Linked DNA regions of Homo sapiens: all the other regions are linked to region 1. The links are chromatin loops, found by intact Hi-C in ENCODE. Cell type or tissue: Calu3. All regions are shown on one strand.

Evidence for each region. Peaks named below come from ENCODE experiments on the same cell type or tissue, not always from the same donor. Only the 100,000 strongest peaks of a DNase experiment are listed, where the experiment ranks them.
Region 2: a loop joins it to region 1, with 8 times the contacts of the local background. A loop is called at or near these places in 15 of 110 quality-filtered maps.
Region 3: it touches region 1 in a loop (7-fold over the local background); 10 of 110 quality-filtered maps call a loop at or near these places.

What each region holds. Positions count from the first base shown.
Region 1 is chr15:46,276,303-46,284,302 of GRCh38, forward strand. No RefSeq gene overlaps it. Among named protein-coding and RNA genes, the nearest start is that of SQOR, 650 kb to the left of the region's middle. In Calu3, no CTCF peak of the experiment used is centred here; a DNase peak (open chromatin) is centred at 4,639.
Region 2 is chr15:45,792,510-45,800,509 of GRCh38, forward strand. All of the region lies in intron 1 of LOC105370802 (a long non-coding RNA gene), which reads left to right. Among named protein-coding and RNA genes, the nearest start is that of SQOR, 160 kb to the left of the region's middle. In Calu3, a CTCF peak has its summit at 3,139 (motif pointing right); a DNase peak (open chromatin) is centred at 3,152.
Region 3 is chr15:45,710,492-45,718,491 of GRCh38, forward strand. All of the region lies in intron 1 of LOC105370802 (a long non-coding RNA gene), which reads left to right. LOC124900365 (small nucleolar RNA SNORD71) reads left to right here and starts at 324; the gene lies at 324-382. RefSeq lists an enhancer at 4,420-4,714. In Calu3, a CTCF peak has its summit at 4,240; a DNase peak (open chromatin) is centred at 4,210.

The DNA of each region.
Region 1 (8,000 bases):
GTGCTCACTCAAAGATTTAATAAGGTTTAAGTAAAATAATATTAAGTCATTCTGGAAACTATGAGGTGCTGTGAAGTTTAGATGTTGTTATCATTGGTAGCACAATTCCCACCAGATTCATAGTATCCACTGTTTTACTTCAACACTTAAAATATGTTATCACTACTTGCCTGTGAATAGCCACTGCGCTCAAACCTGGGCAACACAGCAGGACCCTGTCTCTTAAAACATGGGTTATCATTGTATAATCCTATGTAGTCAATACACTCATATTTGATTTAAGTAGGGACGTGAATAAGAGTGATCTGATCTGAATAAAATGTCCTGCAGTATAAAATGTGGATGTTCATTCCAAACATATGTGATAAGAACCACAAGACATCCAAGGATAATTTTAAACTTTCTGGGTATGGTCTCTGAATAGGCTAAAACCCACTCCAGTCTGACTAAAATATTCTGATTTCCATCATCTCTTTATGAAATTGATTTCAAGACCAAGGCTGTAAATACCTGGCTATTGTCTTTGAACTGCCAAATGTCCTTGGATGCCATTCAATGATATCTATCCTATCATTGTCAACTTAGATGTATTTTCTTCCTCTTCCTTTTCTCTTCTTCCTCCTTAAAAAATGTAGAATTTGTTTAGGCATCTCAAGGAGTTGAAGGCTTTTATAGAGGGTGCTAAAGAAGACATGCAAAAATAGAGAGATGCTGAAGATTGTTCCTCATCCTTTGGGTCCTCCCTTGGTCTCTTTCCTTTTTTTTTTTTTCTCACTTTATTCATCTTCTTCCTTTATTCTTTTTTTTCTTTCCACAAATATTTACTGAGCTTTTACCAGGGGACCAGTATTTTGCTAAGTGCTGAGTATACAATGGTAAGCAAGATATATACATCTTTTTCCTCTTCATGTCAGAATTTAGTGGGGTTTGACAGATATTAAATGAAAAGTATTTATTCATGACAAGGTAATAAGTGCTATGCAGAAAAAATACAGGATTTTTTGAGGTAGAATAACATGTCCCTTATTTATATTAGGGGATGAGGAAGGCTAGATTTGAGTCCTTAGATTGCTAACATTCCTTTGATGTGTACGTAATTTCCAACGTTTTAACATAAATGCCAATCCATGCTCATCTTTCCTTTGATAACTAAACATCATGAGTGGGATAGCTAGCCCTGGCTTTTCAATTCAGATTGGAAAATGGAAAGAAAGCAAAAAGTCTATCATTTCTTAATCCAGTTGTCTTGGTTGTCTTAGCCAAAGCTAATAAACAATTTGGCAATTCAGTTAGTTTATTGGACAAAGATATGGAAAGAGCTAATCTTATCAACTGTACACATTTTATTTTAACCTGTTTCTATTTCAGTCTCATTTTGAGTTTTCACAGGTGACTGTGTGCAGAACTGGAACATAAGCTCAAGATTAAAAAGGAAAGAAAAAAATGGGAAGATAAAAAGAAAAAAAAGATAGGAAACCAGCCTGACACATGACAAAGCCTCAGAGTATCTGAGTTTACCACATTTAATGTGTTATGTCTGTCTAAACTGACCCTCCAATTCACGTGGCTGCTTCATAATTTGGCTTTTTTTTTTCTCTGAAAGCAGAGAGGTGAGCATTCTCTCAGGCCTTTCCAAGTCTCATTTGTTTGAAAGCTAATTTGTTACCTTGAGAATTCTCCTCATCAGTGTCCCCATCCATCGCCCACACTGAGAGCTTGTGGCCCTTGGTCACAATAATGTATTCATAGCAGCTGTAGTCAAATAATTTATTCATGGACTGAAATCACTAATCCCAGTTTGGGGTGGAGAAGTGTTTACTTGGTCACTCACACTCTGTTAAGCTGAGGCATTGAAGGGAGAGTCGCTCACAGCTGTCCTTCCCAATACAACTTTTGGAGCCGTGCATTGTAAGCCATTTTATCAAAGAGCCACTGGTAGCAGTCTGTGAGGACATATTGGGAATCAGCTAATGGACAGAAAGTACCTGCTCCGACACATTAATTCCCTTCCCTGTCAGCCTGCATCATTGTAGAGCGTACATGATGGGAAGCAAGGTCCCGTCACACCACAGCACCTGCTGCTTCTCCATCTGCCAGGCACAATAGCTCCTTTGATTGCCCATTTTTCAGCCTAATGGCTTATTTCTTTTCTCTTTGTAAAGTTTTTACATTTTTTATTGTGATTTTAATAGTCATTTAAAAAATGTCCTCATCCCTGTTGGGCACACCAAGGATGTTGATAAAAGAATAACATAAATAATATTCTAAACCATGCCCAAATTGAGATCACTCCAAGAGCTGCATTTCACTGTTTAGTCTGATAAAGTTGTCATGGCGATAATGTCCCCTGAGAATAAAAATGCCATGTGCATGGTCGATGAAAGGAAATCGCTCAGATGGCACACAAACTGGTAAATATTGAGCCTACGGATGATTATGCTGGCCATATTTTTTTTTTGTTTTGCTTTTGTTTTCTGTCCAGCTTTTTTCTTTTTTTTAGGTATGCTATGCTCAGTTATTGGCAAAAGAGTCTGATAATTCACGTCTCTCTCACTCTCTCTTTAGTTGAAGATTTATATTGTTAAAATCCCTTGGAATAAATATTGGCAGAGCTCCCAAACTGGCCTTTGGATTCTGTCTAAAGCTGCTGATTTGGCTGGATTAGTCAAAGCAGCAGATCATTATTACCTATTGAACATCTGTCAAAAATGGCACTAACAATTATCAGATGCATTTTCTATCATGAATATTTGGATTTGAGTGACTTGAGAAGAACTTTCTACAAATCCAGGTCGATAGTACTATATATTTTTACTCAAGACAATAAAAATGATAACCCTCTTAATGTGAGGATAAAATGATAGGCCTGCTCTATTTGGGTAATTTAAATGAAGATAGGTTGAAGTTACAACTTATTGAAGGGTAAGAGCCAACCCATCTTTTTTAGTCTCAGGCAAATGGAGAGGCAAATGGGTTATTTAGGGAAGGAAATGTGAGCCCTGGTGTTAAATGGAATATGGATTTTTTTCTCTGTAGAGAGTGTGATAAATTATCTGTAGAAGGGAATGTCTTGTGATCTATATGTTTATGTGTGACACTCTATTGATGAAGTGAAACAGCGGGATGCTGGAATACACGGTAGGAACATCTCACAGGCTATGGAAATGGGAAGAAAAATAGCATACAAATGTCTGTGAGAGAAATATGAAAAAACACTTTTGAAAATACTTATTTGTGTAGATATGTGTTACGGACCAAAACGTTCTGATCTATTAACCATGCACCAGAGAATTAATCCTGTCACTATGAACCTATCTAAGCCGTGTGGTCATAAAGTCCAGTAAGATGCCAGACACTGTCAGTCAGGGCTTAGAAGTAAGCTGGAATATAGCACCCATACCTGTGGACAAAACAACAACAATCGACACCTCAAAGTCTCTCTAAAGCTTCCGACCTTGAAATCAAAGAATTTCTGAAAAAAGATGTTAAAATGGCCAAAGAGATGGGAGAACCTAGTGCAACCAAAGGGATAATTGTTCATTTTGTAAATATTTACTCTTTAGCGGCTGAGTTTTTAGACACTAGACTAGATGCTGTAAGAAGAGGCAGAAAGGAATACAACTTTACCTTAACCCGAAAGAGGTTTACGCTTAAACAGAGAAAAGCCTTATATATACCTAAAGAACCCATGGGATTAAATGAAGGAGCTGGAAACAGAAATGCTGTTTGTGTTGAGCTAACTCCAAGTTTCTTAGAGTAGAGCAGTCAGTGATAATGACCTGTCACATAGGTTTTGCCAATCTAAGCTGCATCTGCCCTGGGCTAGAGGTGGCAAGGTATGGTTGAGCGAAAACTTGAACAGTGTGAAGAGTCAAAGGCTGAGAAGGGATGTGATAAAAATTTATAAAAAGTGGAGTGAGTGAGCACAAACATTTTTCTCAAATGGAGAAATGGGGAAGTGCTAGAAATAGGAAGGTTTCCTTTGAGCAATACATTAACACCCCCTCAAATAAAATAAAAGAAGGAAAGGAGGGAATGAGGGAAGGGGAGGGAGGGAGGGAGGAGAAAAATTTTGCTTTCCATTTTTCCAGTCTTATGGAACTAGTTACTCCAAGTTGGTATGAGTTGGTTATGTTGTAAGTCTGAAAATTATAAAAGTGTCTGCATAAATTCATGGATGGTGGATGGCAGGTCCACATGCATTATTGAGACAATATAAGGTACAGAGGGGTAGGATACTCTAGTGCAAAAAGCACTGGTTTGAGAGTCAGAAAATTTAGGATTGAATCTGCCTTCATCAGCAACTGTTTTGTCTGACTTTGAGCAAGTTACTTTACCTTAGTTTTCTCATCTGCAGAAAAGGAGATGACCTGTCTATTTTACAGGATGATTAAAGGGGGCAATGGACGTAAAAGACTTAATAAACTTCTCATTAGCAAACACACATGCCTTGAGACTGAATATAGAAAGTTCGACATTATCTTCCCACCAAACTAGTCCTGTTACCTTGCCTTTTAAAGCCCACTCTTAAATTTATAAACAGTGCTTTTGGTGAAGAGTAGAGGGCATGCAAAATGGACATCAAGGTATTTCTCATACCTAACCATAGTGTAGTACTGCCCCCTGGCCCTCGTTTTGACTCCAAGCATCAGTGAAAATTAATGTCCTATGCAGTGACTTAGGTACAAGACCAGCAGAGGGAAGAGTACTCAGCCCCAGTCCTTTATATGCAGGAAGCAGGCAGGCTTTGTGTCTATAAGGAGACTTGGATAGATTGCAAGTCCATGCAAAGATTTCTCTTCTGGTTTTCGTTATTTTAAAAGGCAACTTACCTATGTAGAACAATTTGACAAGGTCATATATTATATCAAGATAAAATAATATTTTATAGTTCAGTTATCCTGAACTACAGACAAGAACTAAAATGATCTCTAATGGACAAAAATAGCTGTGTCCTTACTGTAGAGCTGTGATGGAGAGCTGCTGGCTTGACAGCTCCAGGTGGTTTCAGATGCATGACAGCTAATGACTTCTCAGCTCCACCCCTTTCAGGTGACGGAGCAGTAAAAGGCAGTGACTGAGATGCTTCTGACTAGGGTCATCCAGGAATAGCAGCTGCATTTATGCCATTAATTATTTAAAAGAGAATGGTAAAAGACTCTGCCCCTCATAGCTACTCTTATTTGTTCTTTGACAAATGGAAAAGAGAGGAATTTATTTTTTCCCCTAAGGATCTGTGCATTCCCTTGGTGTGCAGCTGTATATGAAGGTGGTATTAAATAGGTCCGAGTACAATACCCTTGAGAACCATTGGCTTTTCCCCAAATAGGTTATTCTATAACCAAATGTTCCATTTGATCATTGAATTAAAATGTTTATCTGGTTGCCTAAAGAGATTTTATAGAAATTCATTGATTTGTCTTGCTTCAGATGATAGACACTTAGAGTTTGGTTAGCTGGCTACCACCAAAGTCCAGTGTCTGGTGAAAGATCAGTAGTTTAAGCTATGGTCAAGCAAGTACCTTCAGTCTGCTTAGCTGTAAGTGAACTCCAAATTGAGCTAGCTAGATTTCTGGACAGTATTTACAGTATTTTTGTTTCAGAAATTTGACAACAATTAAGGGATTAAAGAGATGTGATAAATTTGTTCTTCCATGGGACTTCAAGCCAATTCCTGCTATCAATTAGGCAAAAGAGCCAACTGCTCAGGGCTTACTCTAATGGGGGAAGCTACTGTTTTCTCTTTCTCCTTTTCTTTTCTTTCTTTTCTTTCTTTCTTCTTTTTTTTCTTTTTCTTTTTTTTTTTTGCCTAGGAGGGGTAGTTAGTTCAGTGAGTAGGTATGTTTTGTGGGAATCTGAATGAGGGACTACATCCTCATCCTGAAATCAAATCCTTATTCTCCTACATTTTTTTTTCTGTAGCATCGTTTTTGGGGATGTTCTCCTGCAGTCCTCACTCCCTAGATGAGTTAAAGATATGCCCCCTATACTTGTCTTCAGTGTAAACAGTTTGCAACTGATTCGTAAAGGTTAGCCTGGAGTTGAACTACATCATAGAGAAAACCTCAGAATTTCAAAACTTCTGATAAGTGTAGAAATACCATGCTAAAGCATGAAAGATGGGTGCTCATAGGTTAGCTAGGCTGAGAATTGTGAATAGATGAATGGCATTGAATGCTTAGAACTTGAGAGCCAAAATTAAGTACAAAAAGTACATTAAAAAACAGGTTCGAGCAAATATTGGTAATTTTAATACAAAGCACCAAAAGATAAAGGCCAAAAATGGAAGTTTCAAGAAGGGAAAATCTAGTGGAGTCTGGGTTGGTCTAAAAACTTACAGAGAAGGTGAAGTTTGTGCCAATCCTGGAAGGACAGAAGTGTGGAGAGGAGCCAGTAAGAAAAGCACGGCACAGCCCTTGGGGTGGTGGAGAGGTTCTGTGCATGTATTTGGAATCAGTGAATAAGCCAAGCTGTTTTCAGGGTTAGGAAGCATTAAGGAACATAGCATGATTTCAGGCAGGTGGGTAGGGAGAACAACCTGGTTACTCGGGGTAGAATTCATTAATGATGGGGAAGGAGGAATGGAGGCAGGAGGTATTACAAAAGATGAACTGTCAGACTTGCCAAGATAAGTGGTTGGTTGTGGGCCGCAAGGAGCAGGAACTTTCAAGAACAACATTTCATGGGATGCTAGTGGAGTTATTTACCCTTCAGTTATGGAGCAGGAGCATGTAGCATCCTTGATCCTCAGAAGGGCTACTCAGAGGTGCTACTAATAAATTTGCTATTCTTCTAAACATTTTATGGTGGCTAGAAAATAAATGCTTTTTTAAAAAACATCAGATTTAGTGACATCATGTAATATAACTATAGAATGAACTAAAACAATATTTTACTTTGTCATCATAAAATTAATGTATTATATGAAATTTGTAAAACAGGAAAAATAGATCAAGGGAAAATTCCCATTTGGCCTTACCCCTTAATTGATTTTTTTCTTTTGGGCATTTTGGCAAATTTCTTCAGTCTTTCCTCTTTGTCTATTTGGGTTATGTAATTGTATTTCTATTGTATATACAATTTTCTATACAGGCTTTAACCCTTTTCCTGTTTAGAAAAAAAAAATAAGTGCAGCTCACTGCCAGAGCTCATTTATTTTTACATAAACACACTCTTTGAGGCTGTAGCAAATCTGACTGATTTTCAATGTGAAAAGACAAAAACTGTAATGGGAGTTATTTCTAAACAGAACTAGCATCATAATTGTCTGAATCATCAGAATCATCTATTTCGGAAAAATCAGATTCATCAAATGAATCTTTGGCCAACAACTGTTCGAGAACAATGTTAACATCACGTGTAAGAATGCGACGTTTTCTAAGATTTGACATTTTCAGTGATTGAAAATTATATTTTGTAAGTGTAAATACCACTACTAAAAACAAAATGCTCTAAATAGAATGATGTCTTTTGTTTTCAAAGTTGATATACTAGAATAATGCAAAAATAATCATAAAAGTGAGATATTTTGTGGCAAAGTTATCTTGGGGTAAATGCTGCAGCTGCAAGTATCACTGGCAAGTGTTCTCAGGGCAAACAGGAAAAGGGTTAAACTATACTTACTTTAATTAAGTATTAAATACTCATAATATTCATGGTCTTTTGAAGGTTTTAAAGGATAGTAATAACTCAAAGAATATGTACCTACCATCCTGACTAGGAGATACTGTAGGATCTCACCCTCCTCCGGCCCTCTACCCTCAAGTAGGCCCTAGTATCTATTCCCTTTTTGGTGTCCATATGTACTCAATGTTTAGTTCCCACTTATAAGGGTGAACATGCAGTGTTAGGTTTTGTGTTGCTGGATTCGTTCACTTAGGACAGTGGCCTTCACATGTCCTTTCCATCCATGTTGCTGCAAACGACATGATCTCATTATGTTTTATAGCTGTGTAGTATTCCATGGTGTATATGTACCATATTTTCTTTATCTAGTCTAT
Region 2 (8,000 bases), 480 kb before region 1:
GGGAAACCACAGGCACTGAATATAGGTAGGAGAGTGGGGTGTTGAGATGTGATCCTAGATAGGTAGCTGGGAGCTGGATCATTGGCATTTTTATGGGTTTGGATCTTATCTGAGGCCAGTAGAGATCCACAGAATTTTTTAAGACCGAGAGGTGCTATTATTAGATTTATTTTAGAAAGGCCAGTGTGGAGAATTGTTTGGCCGAGACTAAGACTGAAAGGAGAGGCCAATTAAGAGACTTTGCAGTAATGCCGGTGAAAAAGGGTGGAGGCTTAACTGAGGTGGGACAGTGGACTGGAGAGGAGGGGAGTGATTCTAGGGAATTTAGGAGGTAGAATCCACAGGACTTGGTGACTATTTGGATGTAGGTGTGGGTGAAAAGAGATTTTAAGATTGTTACTACATTTCTCATTTGGTTGACTTGGTGCATGGGTGGTACCACTTACTTAAAAAGGAAAGACAGAAGAATAATATGACTGTGTGTGTGTGTGTGTGTGTGTGTGGCACAATAATTTAAGTTTTGAACATGCTGAGTTTAGATGCCTGTGGATCATTTCAATGGAGAGTTCCTATGGGGAGGACTATTAAACTGGCACATAGTAAGAACTTATTATGTTTGTGGAATGAAAATAATAGAGTTCTGGGATGCAGGTATAGACTGTAAGTCATCACTGCACCATGTTACATTTATGATCATATAGATGGTAATTGCTCTTATGAGAGTTGCTGAAGTCCCCAGCAAGAGTACATAGCCAAGAGATGAAGATTAAAGGCATGGAGTCAGAGGTAGGAGAAACTTCAGGAGAGGGAAAGGACTTGGAAGCCAGTGTGGGAGAAGATGTCTGAGGAAGCACTGCTGGTGGAGAAAAGTCAATTGAAGGAAAAATTGGAAAGTGCCCACTTGGTTTACCAATTAGGAGGAGATTGGCCAGAGAGGTTTTGTTTCTATGCTAACACTCATGGCGCTTTCACCATAAACCAGGCAGGTGTGATGCACCACACATACAATGGCACAAATACACCTCAGTTAGGTTTAAGTGCAGTGGTGGAAGCTGAATCAGGATGGCATTGAGTTGCTGAAAGAGCAGTTGGTGAGGAAATGGAGACACAAATAGACCTCATACTCTGTTGGGTATTTTGTCTGTGTGGGGAGGAAAGAGATTTGGTGAAAATCAGAGGAGATGTTGTCTTGAGGAAGTTTTTTTCCCTTCCCTTCCCTCCCCTCCCCTCCCTCCTTCCCTCCTTCTGTCCTTCCTCTCTTTTTCTTTTTTTCCCTTTCACATTTGAGAACTGTGAGACTCCTGAATGAAAAAATTCTAGAGATGGAGAAGCATGAGAGATGATGATGATGGAGTCAAGTCTCTAAGGCTGGAAGCTCAGGTGAAAGGATTAGTCCTGGATAAAAGGAGGAACATGTCACAGGGACAGTGATGTGTTTAGGAGTGGGGGCAAAGAGATGGAGATGGGGGAGGAGGAAATGAAAGGAGCTCAGTTCTCAAGTCCTCATTTTCCCCTCTGTGCAGAAGGAGGGAGGGGGTGAGACAAGAAACTTAGAAAGGCAGATAAAGTTTAAGAAATTGCTGATGTGAGGAATGAGAAAGGGACATCCAGAAGGACTGCCGAGCACCACAGAAAGTTGAAGGCTTTTGAGTTTTTGTTTCCCCACCCCCAAAAGTGTATACGTGATTCTGTCTAACTGTTCCCATGTGGAAATGGACAAGTGGCCAGGAGCACCAGGTCAAGCTGCAGATTCATTGGGTGTGTGATAGACTCTTCAAAGTCTACTCCTAGGTAAAACACCCAAAGATGAGTCAAGAAAAGTAGCAAGGCATCATGCCAATTCACAGTCTAAGACTTTGCTCACATAATACAGTGTATTTCACTCTTTGTTGGAGATCCATAAAACCCAGCTACTAGGTCATTGCACTCAAACAGCCAGATGGTAGAATTTAGCATAGATGGTTTGAAAAACCAACAAATGAATGGGTGAAAGTGTGAGTGTGAGGTGACTCTTAACTGGGCAGGAAGAATGAAAGACCAAGTGGTGAAAGGTGTGAAATGTGGCATTAATAATTACTTAATATAGATATTAACTTTCTTTGTGGAGGCACTGAGGCTTTTTTCCCCAACCCCCAAGATTCTAGTTTTATAATAAAGAGAATCCAGCAAGAGGAATAATACAGTTAGGCAATTCTGTAGACCCAAAGATGTAGCTGTTGAGCAAGAAACTTCTCAAGCCTTCAGAGTGATGGGGTAGGAATTCAAGAAGGAGTGAGAAAGGCCAGGGGACTCTGGTTTTGATGCTGCTCTGAGCCAGGTTTTCTGTTTATTACACGGTTTAATGTAAGTGTAAGTGAGCTGCCATAGAATTTTAGAGCTGGAAGAGGTACATGTGCATTTGCATGCCAAGCAGGGTTTGAGCCAAAGTCCAAAGACAGCTGTATTTGCATTTCATCTCATACGGGGCCGACAGCTGGTCTCTTGTGAAGCTATCTGTCAATTATTAGTGGAATCTTCTGTGATCCTGCCTGACCCACCAAGTCCCATGGCTTGCCTGCTCTCTGAACTTATGCCTATTATTCTGTCCTGCTTCAGATGTAGAAAAGTCTACTTTTTGCAGAATTTAAGATGAACATATGTGTAGCTGCAATGCCTCCTCTTGTCTCCCTCACCTGAATGTGAGTTGCTATCTCAGATAAAGGACGAAAGTAGGACTTGGGTATAATAATCTCTCCAATGGTATGGGTAGGGGCGTGAGGAAGTAGCAGCTGCTGTTAAGGACCCAAGGGCTCATAACTGTCTCTACTGGCTTTTATATCCTCCTGCACTCCTCATCAGAGAATTGGGCTGATGATGTCATTTCTCATATAAATGCCAAGAAATTGACACTTGCATTTGAGTGCCTCGTAAAATGGCTTCCATCAATTATCCCTGCTTAATAGCATTACAATGTTAATAACAAATAATTCTCACTAAAGACTTGGGATTTTTAATACAGTTAAGTGTTGGCCTGTGGCCATGGTTCCCTTCCCTCCAACCTCCAACCCAAATCTTGTTAATTCTCACAAGCTAGTCTGAGCTAGAACAATGAAGTGAAAGGCTTGTGGGGAAAGCACAGTGAACTAGTATTTGAGTGGTGTTGCAGTAGATGGCGCTATTTCCTCTGAATCCAAGCCCGTTTATTGTGCTGTAATCAAGAATGTGTCACATTCCAGGTAGCAACAGAAGCAAGAGATGAAATGAGGACCTGCCTTCTAATCCATCAAAAGCCAGATTTCACCTCAAGTTCCATCATATGGATATTTGAGTTTCGGGCAATGATTAGCTGTGTGTGTAGATTTAAAAAATCTAGCAAGCATTTATGAACATAATGTCCATCTTCAATTTTGGCCAAGGTAAAAGTTCAGCTCCTCATTTCTTGAAGGATTCTAGACAGTCAGAGATGTAATTTTATTGTTGTTTTTTAAATACAAAACTTATTTTTTTGTTTTTATTTTTTTAAAATCAGTTTCCTCAGGTTGAATCATGAGGATAAAATTTATTTTTACATGTCTGAAACCTAAGCTACGATCTAGGCTGCATAGGACTTCTTGTTGCCTTTCACAGGCCTGGATGCCAACTTCACAAACTCAGCCATGCACTTTTTAGAGATTGTATTTTACTGAGCTTAAGCAAGGATACATATAACCCTGTTTATAAGATAATTCACTACTTACAAACTGTTGCCTAATACTTGATTTGAATCCTCCCCTCTTTTTTCCCCACAGCTACATCACTGATTTAGTCTTTAGCTCTGACAGGGAGTCTGAGTTAGGGATGATGTCAGTCTAGTAGCAAATGAATCGGTTAGGAATCCACAATTTTGACAGATTCAGTATTATTAAAAGATCTATCTTTTGTGCCATTATACTCCATGTTCACTATAAAAGAATTAGAAAATATAGTAAGCAAAAGGAAAATAAACCCAAAGATCAAAATGGTTGCACTTTGGTATACTTATTTTTAGTCTCTCCTCTCTCTCTCTCTTGCTCTCTTTCCCCTCCCTGTTTCTCTCTTTCCTCTCCCTTCTCCTATCCACTTATATAACACGTGTGTGTGTGTGCGTGTGCCTATCAATAAAGGCTGTCAAAGTCCTTGCAGGAAGCAGATGGCACACTGCCTATTTACAATGCCTAGGGACTATCTATAAAGGTGGACAGAGTTATGGAAAACTGGTAAGTACCGTACAGCTATAGTAGGGAGCTGTTCAGGTAAAGGGGTCTTCACCTACAGGCCCTGAACCCAGAAAGCTAATGGATGGATTGCATCTTTCCTGGCCCTTTGACTTTCAGTACAGTTTCATCTATGAGAGGCACCTGCAGAAGCTCCCAGGGTGTGAGGAGAGTGAGGTGGAGGTGTTATTCTCCAGGCTCCCTCCGGCTAGTTTACCAGGGCTTGGATGCGTCCCTCCACTGAGGGCACAGCTATGCTTCTGGACAACCTTCATACAGTTTCTCTGAGTTCTGGTGGCCTCTCCCTCCCCTTGCCTCTTCGAATCCTTGCTCTCAGTGGTCCCTCCGTCCCTTGTTGTTTTCCCTTTGCCTTGCTCTCACCTTTTAAAATAGTTGCTTTAGGCCAGGTATGGTGGCTCACGCGTGTAATCCCAGCACTTTGGGAGGTGGAGGCAGGAGGATCTCTTGTGGCCAGAAGTTCAAGACCAACTTGGGCAACATAGGGAGACCCTCATCTGTACAAAAAGTAAAAAAAAGCCAGGCACAGTGCCTCACGCCTGTAATCCCAGCATTTTGGGAGGCTGAGGTGGGTGGATCACGTGAGGTTAGGAGTTCAAGACCAGCCTGACCAAAATGGTGAAAGCTTTCCACTAAAAATACAAAAATTATCTGGGCATGGTGGCGCACCTGTAATCCCAGCTACTCGGGAGCAGAGGCACGAGAATAGCTTGAACCCAGGAGGTGGAAGTTGCAGTCAGCTGAGATCGTGCTACTGCCCTCCAGCCTGGACAACAGAGCGAGACTCTAAAAACAACAAAAACAAAAACAAAAAACAAAAAACAGTACCTGTAGTTCCAGCTACTTGGGAGGCTGAGGTGAGAGAATTCTTTGAGCCCAGGAGCTCAAGGTTACAGTGAGCTAGGACTGCGCCACTGCACTCCAGCCTGAGCAACAGAGCGAGACTGTGTCAAAAACAACAACAAAAAAAGTCACCTTATTAAAAAACCTTTCTCAATTACCTGGTTTGAGTGTGCTTTCTGCCTAAACTCTGATTGATACTCCTGTCTTTCATCAAGTCTCATAAATTCTCAGACATTTTATTCTGATTGTTGCTTTTACCTCATACTCTAATTTCTCTCCTGGAATTTAAATGAGATGTATTTTAAAACTTCTCAACTCTCTTAACCTCTCTCTCTTATTTTCTTTTGTGTTAAATTTATGTAAGTATCTCTCATATCTTCTATATCTTTATCTCTTATTGCTGCATTTTGAATGATTTTTTTTTACATCTGTGTTCTCAGCCATTTTTACTCTTTAACCTGTTCGTTGAGTTTTACATCATTTTCATTTCTAGAAGTTCTCTCCTTCTTTTTTTTTTTTTTTTTTTGAGATGGAATCCTGCTCTGTCGCCCAGGCTGGAGTGCAGTGGCATGGTCTCAGCTCACTGCAACCTCCGCCTCCAGAGTTCAGGAGATTCTCCTGCCTCAGCCTCCCCAGTAGCTGGGACTATAGGCGCCTGCCACCACACTTGGCTACTTTTTGTATTTTTAGTAGAGGCGGGATTTTGCCATGTTGGCCAGGCTGGTCTCGAACTCCTGACCTCAAGTAATCTGCTTGCCTCAGCCTCCATAAATGCTGGAATTACAGGTGTGAGCCACCGTGTCTGGCCTAGAAGTTATCTCATTTTTTTTTTTTTTTTTTTTTTTTTTTTTTTTTTGGCACAGTGCCTGTCCTTTCCTTATGGTTTCAAATCTTTTTAGTTGAAACCACAATTATTTAACAATCTCTTTTAGGTTGTTATGTTATCGATCATACAAATCTTTCCTTTTGCAATGACTGCTGACCCTTCCTTATGGTAACTCTTTTTCTACTACGTTTTGTAATTTTTTATTGTCAGCTTATTTTCAGTCAGAATTTATTTATTTGTGTGTGTGTCTGTATGTCTTAGAATGTTCTGTATCCTTTAGGTATTAGAAGTCTTATTTCTAAACAGTTTTGTGTTTGCTTTTGCTAGAAGCTCCAGGGTTTCACTTATATGGGGCCCATTTTTACATTAATTTATTGGCTGGAAGTTCCTGTACCATGTGGGTTTTATAAATTCAGAGCCCATGTACATGTGTGGAACAGGCCTGGGCCTGCTATTTCTAATGGAGGACTGTTTCCCCATAAAGACAAACTTCTTTGTTCCTTCTCTGAGCTAATCAGGGAGTCTATCTAGTCCACTTTACTGAGGGACAGCCCTTCAGGAATCCTGGCTTTATCTGAGGGTTTCACTTCCTACTCCCTTCCTTGTGCATTCTGAAACTAAGTTGCTTGCACCCTCATGGATATTAAACTCCAGCCCTTGCTCACAAGCTTATCAGTTTGGATTTATGTTCCTTCTTAATTTCTGCCTATTGGGAATGTTTCTGTTTTCTGAGCCCAATTAGGAATTTATTTCTTATAATTTTTTATCCAGCAAATCTATGAACTTTTATTGAGGTGAGATTCCATGCTCACTCACCAAATTATGTTTACATAGAGTGCTGTAACTTGCTTTTCTACTTAATCACATTTTAACATGGAAGGATATCTACTATATATAGTTATCTTCTTTAAGCACTAGTTGATAGAAAGGGTATGAAATAGAGGTTATAAGGGCTGTCTTTATGCTCAGATTTCCTGGGTTCTAGTACTGTCTTCACTGTTCACTAGTTCTTGACCTTGGGCAGGTTACTTGACCTATTCATGCCTCTCATTCCTTACCTGGCAAGTAAAGATAATAATATACCCACTTTGCAGCTTTCCTGAGGCTACAGTAACAAATTGTCACCTACTTCATGGCTGAAGACAACGGAAATGTATTCTCACAGTTCTGGAGGCCAGAAGTCTAAAATCAAGGTGTGGGCAGAGCCACACTTCCTCAGAAGGTTCTAAGGGGAGAATCTGTTCCTCGTCTCTTCCATCTTGTAGTGGCTGTAGGTATTTCTTGGCTTGTGGCTGCATTACCCTAATCTCTGACTCCATTTTCACTTCTCTTTCTCTTCTGTGTGTCTGTATGAAACTGCTTCTGTCTCTATTCCTGAGTAAATCATGATTGATGCTAGGCTCTGGGGAGCAACTCTTACCCTGTGCCGTTAGTGTGTCTCAAGCAGGCATTAACCCTTGGCTGTGGACAACATCAATACATTTACTCATCTGTTTAGTTCTATAATGCATTTAAAATAGTTTCAGAATTGTTTTGCCAATACCTGTATAAGTAATAAATGTATTAAAAAGAGTTCAGGATTTGTTTGTTGCTCTCTCTAACCTCAATCTTGTCTATGACTAGGGGTATACAGTCAAAAATACTACGTTCATAAATTACTTGGATTAGTTCTTTGTTTTGTTTTGTTTTTTCTCCTTCACTATGGTTATGGTATTCACTTGAAACACGATTGGTTCATTTGTTTTAGTTTGCTTTAGGTTTTAGGGTTTTATTTTCCTCTTCCCATCATTGTTGATTTCATTTTGCTTTTTTTTTGTTGTTGGTTTTTGAGACAGAGTCTTCCTCTGTCGCCCAGGCTGGAGTGCAGTGGTGTGATCTCGGCTCACTGCAACCTCCGCCTTCTGGGCTCAAGCAATTCTCCTGCCTCAGCCTCCTGAGTAGCTGGGATTACAGGTGTGCGCCACCATGCCCAGCTAATTTTTTTGCATTTTTAGTAAAGACGGGGTTTCACCATGTTGGCCAGGCTGGTCTTGAGCTCCTGACCTCAAGTGATCCGCCCGCCTTGGCCTCCCAAAGTGCTGAGATTACAGGTGTGAGCCACT
Region 3 (8,000 bases), 570 kb before region 1:
TAATCTACTGTTCATATGCCAATTTTATCAGTTGGTCTAATGATGTTTTTTTCCAGCATTTTTCCCTCCAGCACAGAATCCCCTGTAGGGTCAGGCTGCATTTAGTTGTCCTGTTTCTTCAGCTTTCCTTCATCTGGAACATTTCCACAGCCTTTCTTTGTCTTTTATAACCTTGACATTATTGAGGGACACTTCCCTTCCCCCTGTTGTTTTAATAGGACGTTCCTCATGTTACATCTGTCTGGTGTTCCCTTGCAAGCAAGGTTGTGTGTTCTTGGCCGCCATGGGTCCTGTTGTGCAGGGCCACCATTCCTAATAAGGCAAGAGTGCTGGTGGCTGATGAGCCCAGGGCTGCTCTTGCTCACTTTGCTGACAGCACTCGACGGGGAGTCAGCAAAGCCAGAAGTGCAAATAAAGCCATAAGCTTCAGGAAATCTTGGGTGTCATTCCATGTAAACAATAGGACTGGACGAATGGAAAACTAGGCAGCTGGAAGCACTGTCAGAAATTCAAGCCAGTAAAACCAGGCAGAGCAATGTCATTCCACGATTACAGCCAGCTGCATATTTCAGTGCTAAAATGTTTGATTTCTGAACAATGACACTCACTAGTTATAAAATAGATGGGATTGGTTTATGCATATTTTATCTCTGAAGTTGCTACTGTCATATCCATTTTACAAGTAAGGAAACTGAGGCTTGGGGGGCAACTACAGTAATGCCACATGGCAAGCATTGGCGCTAAAGCTAGAATCCAAGTTTTGGTCTAAATGCCCTATGCTATCTCCATGAAAGCAGTGCTTTGCATGAGAAGTCCTCAAGTTTTAGTTTGAGGGAGGTGGGCTGTAAATCAATGTGAAGCCATTGATAAACACTGATTATCTACAAATGTTACTAACTTCCTGGCCTTTTTTCTTTTCTTTGCTTTTCTTTTTCTTTTTTTCTTTTTTTTTTGAGAAAGAGTTTTGCTCTTGTTGCCCAGGCTGGAGTGCAATGGTGTGATCTCAGCTCACCGCAACCTCTGCCTCCCGGGTTCAAGCGATTCTCCTGCCTTAGCCTCCTGAGTAGCTGGGATTACAGGCATGCGCCACTACGCCCGGCTAATTTTGTATTTTTAGTAGAGACGGGGTTTCTCCATGTTGGTCAGGCTGGTCTTGAACTCCTGACCTCAAGTGATCCACCTGCCTCGGCTTCCCAAAGTGCTGAGATTACAGGCGTGAGCCACCATGCCTGGCCCCTGCTTTTTTCTTTAATCTTCGCTCTTGACAAATCATAGTGAAATGTCTTGGGTTCATTGTCTTGGGAAGTCTGAGGTCTAGGGCCCCCTTTTGATGGAGGTGGAAGGCATTTACATGGTGAGAGGGCCAGTGGATACCATCTCAGGTCTCTCTTGCTCTTCTTACAGAGCCACTAGTCCTACTGAATTAGGGCCTCATCCTTATGATCTCATTTAAGTTTAGTTACCGCCTAAAAACCTATGTCTAGATATAATCCCACTGGGAATTATATTTTCAACACATAAACTTCTGGGGACACATTCAAACCATAGCATGACTTTTGATTTTGAAGGCTGACCTGGGTCTGTCCGATGTGTCCTCATGGCCAGACTCAAGCCGTGCACTCCTGGAAGACTTCCAGAAAATTATGCTGTGCTCTTCCTGATGCAGAATGTAGATTCTTCCCTTGGTGTTACCTTGACCACTTTGTCAAGTTGGTTTCTGTCATATTTCTCCTCCAAAAAGCCACTGTTTTTTCCATTGTGATTAATGAGTATTTTGTAGGGAGATATTCTGGCATTGTACCAATATCCTGTTCCTCACTGAACCTTTACCCACCATCCTTAGCAATTATTGACATCTTCCTCTATCATGGTTGCCACATCATAGAATAAGATCTATAATCTCCCATTTCTGTCATCCTATCTACTTTTATTAGTTGGCATTCACTGTAAGGAAGGGCTTTCCCTTCTCACCCACTTGTTTATTTATATCTTTAAGGCCTCATAGATTCTCATTTTATCCAATGGATTGTAAATCATCACTATCATTATTTATTTCAAAGGTCAAATTTTCCAAATTTGGCCAGTGAAACTCCCTTCAGGCTGGCTCCCAAGTCCTTTTGACACGTCTGTATCAATCTTTGAATACTTCTTTACTTTCTGAAACAAGATATTCCAAACCCACCTTATACTTCGTACTTATTTATTTAATTATTTATACGCTAAGGTCTCATTGATTCCCATTTTATTGAATGGCTGTAACCCATCACTATCATTATCTATTTTAAAGTAACTGCTATTTTACCTCTAGTCTCATTTCCCTAAAATTCATCCAATATTTGCACCAGATTAATCTTCTAAAAGCATAGCTACTGTCCTTATTTTTTGACCATGCTGGCATCTTTGAAGAAGCAGGAAAAAACCCAAGCTTCTCATCCAGCATTCAAGACGCTCCCCACTCTGTCCCCATTTGCCCTGGCCATCAAGTTTCCCAAGACTCTCTGATGTGTTTCTCCGTGGATGTTATGAGCACCTCCTCATCCTCTCATCCTCCCTCCCTCCCTCCCTTCTTTTTTCTCTCCTCCCTCCCTCCCTCCCTCCCCTCCCTCCCTCCCTCCCTTCCTTCCTTCCTTTTCCTTTCTTCCTCCCTCCCTTCCTTTTCCTTCCCTCCTTCCTTCCTTTTCCTTCCTTCCTTCCTTCCCTCCTTCCTTCCTTTTCCTTCCTTCCTTCCTTTTCCTTCCTCCCTCCCTTCCTTCCTTTTCCTTCCTCCCTCCCTCCCTTCCTCCCTCCCTTCCTTCCTTCCCTCCTTCCTTCTTTCCTTCCTTTTCCTTCCTTCCTTCCTTCTTTCCTCCCTCCCTCCCTCCATCCCTCCATCCCTCCCTTCCTCCCTTCCTCCTTTCCTCCTTTCCATACTTATCTAGAAGCTGCAATGTGTCAGGCACTGAACTAGGCACTGAGGACAGAGCAGTGAATGAAATGAAGTTCTTGCTGTCATGGAGCTTGTCCTGGAAAGAGACAGTAATCACACAAATACATATGCATCAGGTAATAGTAAATGTTGTGAGAAAGAATAAAGCAGAGTAAGGGGATAGAGTGAATGGTGCGTGATTGAGGGTGTGTCTATCTCTCTTTCTACCTGTGTGTGTGGATGCACAAGCGATATTTTACACAGGGCACATCTAGAACTTCCCTACCTTCACACCTCCTTCGCTCATATCATTCCTTCTATTTGGCATTTTCTTCCTTGTTGATACTTGAGCTTGAACTTCAAGAAATAAGGTTTTCCAGTCCTCATGACGTCTTCTCTGATTGCCCCAGACCCAGTGATCCTTCTCTGAACAACAACAAAAAGCAAGTAGAAAACATGGGTCTGTATATACAGCATGTTATATTGAAGTGATAAAGTTATACTGCGAAGCATTATAATTTATATATATAATAAATTATATATATTATAATTATATATAATATATATATCTATTCCTCTTTCTATCTTATCTCTGTAGCACATAGTAGATGCTTGATCAGTTTGAATTAAAACATAAATAAAAGGACCCGTGAAGATGAGAGAGATGGGAAATATGGCGGACTTTTAGAAGTTAGTGAAAAGATTGTGACTTTTTCTAGAACCTTTGGCTATGATCTCACGCCACTGCAGCATCTGCAAGTTTGAGGATTCTAGAGCTAGGGTTTTATTTTCTAATTTCATAGATGGCAGATGACTGAATGACAGTTTCACATCATATTTTCATGTCAACTGCTCTTGATGGTTATTTCTGATTGATTTGACACCCTGGTGAATTCCTGCAGCAGATCTTTTTTGAAGTTTATTTTTTATTTTATATTTTAAGTTCCTAGGGTACATATACAGGCTGTACAGGTTTGTTACATAGGTAAACATGTGCCATGATGATTTTCCCTGCAGCAGATCTTGGAAAAAAAGAATTGCCATGTTAGAATTCAATGATGTTAGCCTGAAACAAGCAAGAAAGCAGACAGGCATATAACCAATCAACGCAGCCTCCTCCCTGCTATCGCACGTTCTTTTCTTTTTTTTTTTTTCATCCCCAAATAAACATAATACCTGTGACGTTTAAAGTCTAGGTCAGATACTGTCTGCCTGATGTAGCAATTCTCTCAGGCTGTATCTGCGATACCAGTGCGGCCGGTGAAGAGGGCGATGGTGAATTGCACCAATAATGCTGTAGGTGGCGCTGTGTACTTGATGCATGTGGCCAGCGTGTCTCGAAGATTTCTTTGGAGAACGGATGGCGTCTGGCATCGTTTTAGTTAAACGTGATCTGTCGGTTTAGTTTCTGTGGAGCAAGTCTGAGAAACAGATTAGCCAATTTCTGACCCTAAATGGAAGGTCAGACGTTCTGTGCTCAAATGTAGCATTCGCCGTACCCTGCATGATATCTCGGGCTGGGCATTGGAATGATGCTCATAGGCTGTGAAAATGACCCTAAGGTGTTTCTTCCGAGACTTTGCCGGGGCGTCTTGTCTGGGTTTTGTACTTGGAAGCAGAAACTACATTAGAGTCACATTCTAGGCCTCTGGAGGTTAGGGGGAGGTTGAGTTGAACATGACTCATCAGCTATCTTTAAGCAGCAAGGCCGTTTGGTGCTTTAACTGATGTAGCTCAATTTTTCAATCCAATATTGCCCTTTAAAGTGGGCCCCTGGTTGAATGAAGTCTTTATTGCCCTCATCCCATTCCCAAGTTTTTGGAGCTCTTTCTTTGTTAAAAACCTTTATGACCATTCAGGAAAATTGGCCTAGCGGCTCTGATTGTGTACTGCAGATCACCTAATAGGAGAAAATTGGGTGCTGACTATATCATTTGTCAGCCAAACTGCAGGATCTCGAATTCCTTAATTAAACTTGCAGGTTTCAGGTTTTAAAAAATGAATTCGTGTCTTCGTGTCTTATTTTTACAGATTTTGAACATGTAGAATTGAGAGAATTGAAGAGCACCTAAGAACTATGGACTAGATGACCTCCTAGTATATTACAATGCTAATTCCCTAAACACATTTACTAAAGGCATATCTGACTTCAGGTGTCTCTTATATATTCTTATATTTAAGAAAATATTCTCATGTATTTATATTGAAGGGAATGAGAGGATGCTTCCTATCACATTTCTCTGTGAAGTTATTAAAGATGAATTTGAATATTTTTACTTTTTTGTGTTGTTTTTAGATGACTTCCTCCTTTTACTTGTGACCAGTAGATGGCTCTATGGCTTTCCTTGAGTTAACAGGAGTTAGTTTGGTGCCTCTCAAAGTAGAAGGTTAGTTCAGTTTTGCCCTGGCCTGAGGGGAAATCTTGAGCTGTTTTTTCCAATCCCACAGGAGAGGAGGATGGCTGATGAAGGTTCTTTCCCTCCACCTAGAAAGATTTAAAGAGTACTGACCTGTCTTCGTCTGTTTTCTGTTGCTGTAACAGAGTACCATGAACCAGGTACCACCACCCTCCTACACCATCCCTACTCTCTGCCTCTGGATCTCTGAGAACCTTACGTTATGAGTGAATGTGTGTGGAGGGGGATTGTCCACTGGAGTCGTCAGATAATGACTAAGTCTGGGGGCTCACGTGGGCATCAGTCCTGTGGATGGTCACTGGGCAGTGTGCTGGCTACTGTTGATCAAAGGTCCTGCCCAGATGCCAGAGGGAAGGATGACTATTGTGACTCCTCAGCTCTGGCCATGTAGAACACTAATGGAGTCTGGAGTATCTGACTATCTGTAGCACTGACTCAGTTCTGTTTGTCTCCCTGGTGCTGGGGGTGACTGCTTAGAGGAGGTGGGGCGTGGGGGTGTATCTCTGGATGCTGTCTGTGTTTCTGTCCACATGGTCTCTCCAAATAAAGGCCCTTTGTGAATTGCCCTCATCACTTTTCTTTCATTGCTGTCATTCTAGGAGTGGGAACAACTGTGCCCAATCACATATATTCTTAAATCTTTTCACCATATTCTTGTGAGGTAAAAATTGCTAGTGCTCACTCATACCTGGTTCTCCTTTCCTCCCTGGCACAAGTGAAGTTGAAACTTACCAGCCCATCTTGTAGTTAGGTGGAGCCATGTGACCTGTTCTAGCCAATACAATTTGAATGGGAATAGTATTTCATATTTCCAGGCTGTTAGGGACTGAATTGTCTCACCCCATCCCCTCAACCCCATTGAAGCCCTAACTTCAATGGGATTGTATTTGGAGACAGTCTTTAAACAAGTAATTAAGGTTATAATGGTGAGGCCCTAATCCAATTGACTGGTGTCCTTATAAGAAAAGAAAGAAACAGTAGGGATCTGCACACTTCATGTGAGCATGCAGAGAGTAGGTGGCCATCGGCAAGCCACGGAGAGAAGCCTCCGGAGAAACCAAATCTCTCACACCTTGATCTCGGACTTCCAGCCTCCAGAGCTGTGAGAAATAAATTTCTGTTGTTTGAGCCACCCAGTCTACAGCATTTTATTATGGCAGCCCTAGCTGACTGATATACAGGCTGAGGAATTTAACAGTGAGTGTGAGTTCTCCATTCTCTCTTCCTCTCTTTATTGACCTTCAGGGGATCTGTATTCCAGATGATGTTGCTAAAAGCTAGAATGGGGAGGCCCAACCCAAATAACTTTTCTTGTGCCAATCCACTGATATTTCTGGTTCAGTTTTGCCGTAGTATAGCCCAGCATTCATCAGGCAGACCAACTCAACCTGTACCTCGCCTTTGAAAACAAAAGCTAAGCATGTGACCATTTGGCTCTGCAATTCCATGGGATGAATCCTCCTTCAGGCAATGGATGCCTCCTGTTTGGATGCATGAATGGGGTTGACTCACAACATAATTGAGAATATCAGGGTAAAAGAGTTGGTTAATTGATCGCAATATTATAGTGCTACAATTACATAGGGCCCCAAGCAATCTAAGCGGTTTCCTCTTAGTGTTCAAACAGCCCTCCAGATCTCAGAGACCTGATGAGATGCTTGAGGTGAAGGTCAAAGGCAAGGTGGGCCTCTGGCATTTCTCTCTTTAATAAGAACAAATCTACTTTTGTCTGTGTATGGTTTTGTGTGAGATTTAATTTAAACGAAGAGTTCTGTTGCTAAAGAAAATTTAAAAATCACTCTGGTGTTTCCATATTAAAAGAAATACAGATTTTATGAGTATATGAAGTTCTTGGAGCTTGAAGTTTAGTTTGATTCAGCCAGAGCTCTGTATTGATGGCTTCAAGATCATAAGCCTCAGTTCAGCTCAGTTCCTTGATCTAGTTGATCTGAAAAACTCTCTGACTCAAGGAAATAGATTTGCACAAAGTGCAAGAGTCATTGTAGGTCTTCATGTGTTAATGTTTTAAAAAGGTATTTATGAAAGACACCAATGGCATACGGTGATACAGCAGTAATAGTAAAACCATATCCTGAAAAGACACCTATGTGTTTCAAATGCTGCTACTCCCCATTCTGTGCAGACATGTCTAGATGATCACAGAATTTATTCCTGCAGAGCCCAGATATAGCCCTACAATTCTTCTCAGTACTCTGTTCTATGCAGCCCCTTCCCACTAATTCATGTTAACACATGAAATGAGACCCCATTTATCATCTTTATGCATAATTAATAATGATTTGGGGTTTGTTCATCTATGTCTTTGAATGCTGGGTTATAGAGCTGTGGTTGAGTTGGTCACTGAGTGATCAGTACTTCTTGAAGCCCATAATGCACATGATGACCATATGTTTAAAACTTAAATTAGGGATGTATTCTATCTTAAGATCCTAATGAGATTAATGTTTGAAATGAGAATGTATCAATCAGGACCCTGGCTTTATTTAGCTTTTTAGGTGGCTCCAGTTCTTTCTCAAGACCTCTCTCTTGATTTTAGCTACAATTTTTGTTTGTTTGTTTTGAGACAGGGTCTTGCTCTGTTGCCCAGGCTGGAGTTCAGTGGTGAGATCCATCTCAAAAAAAAAAAAAAAAAAAAAAAAAATATATATATATATATA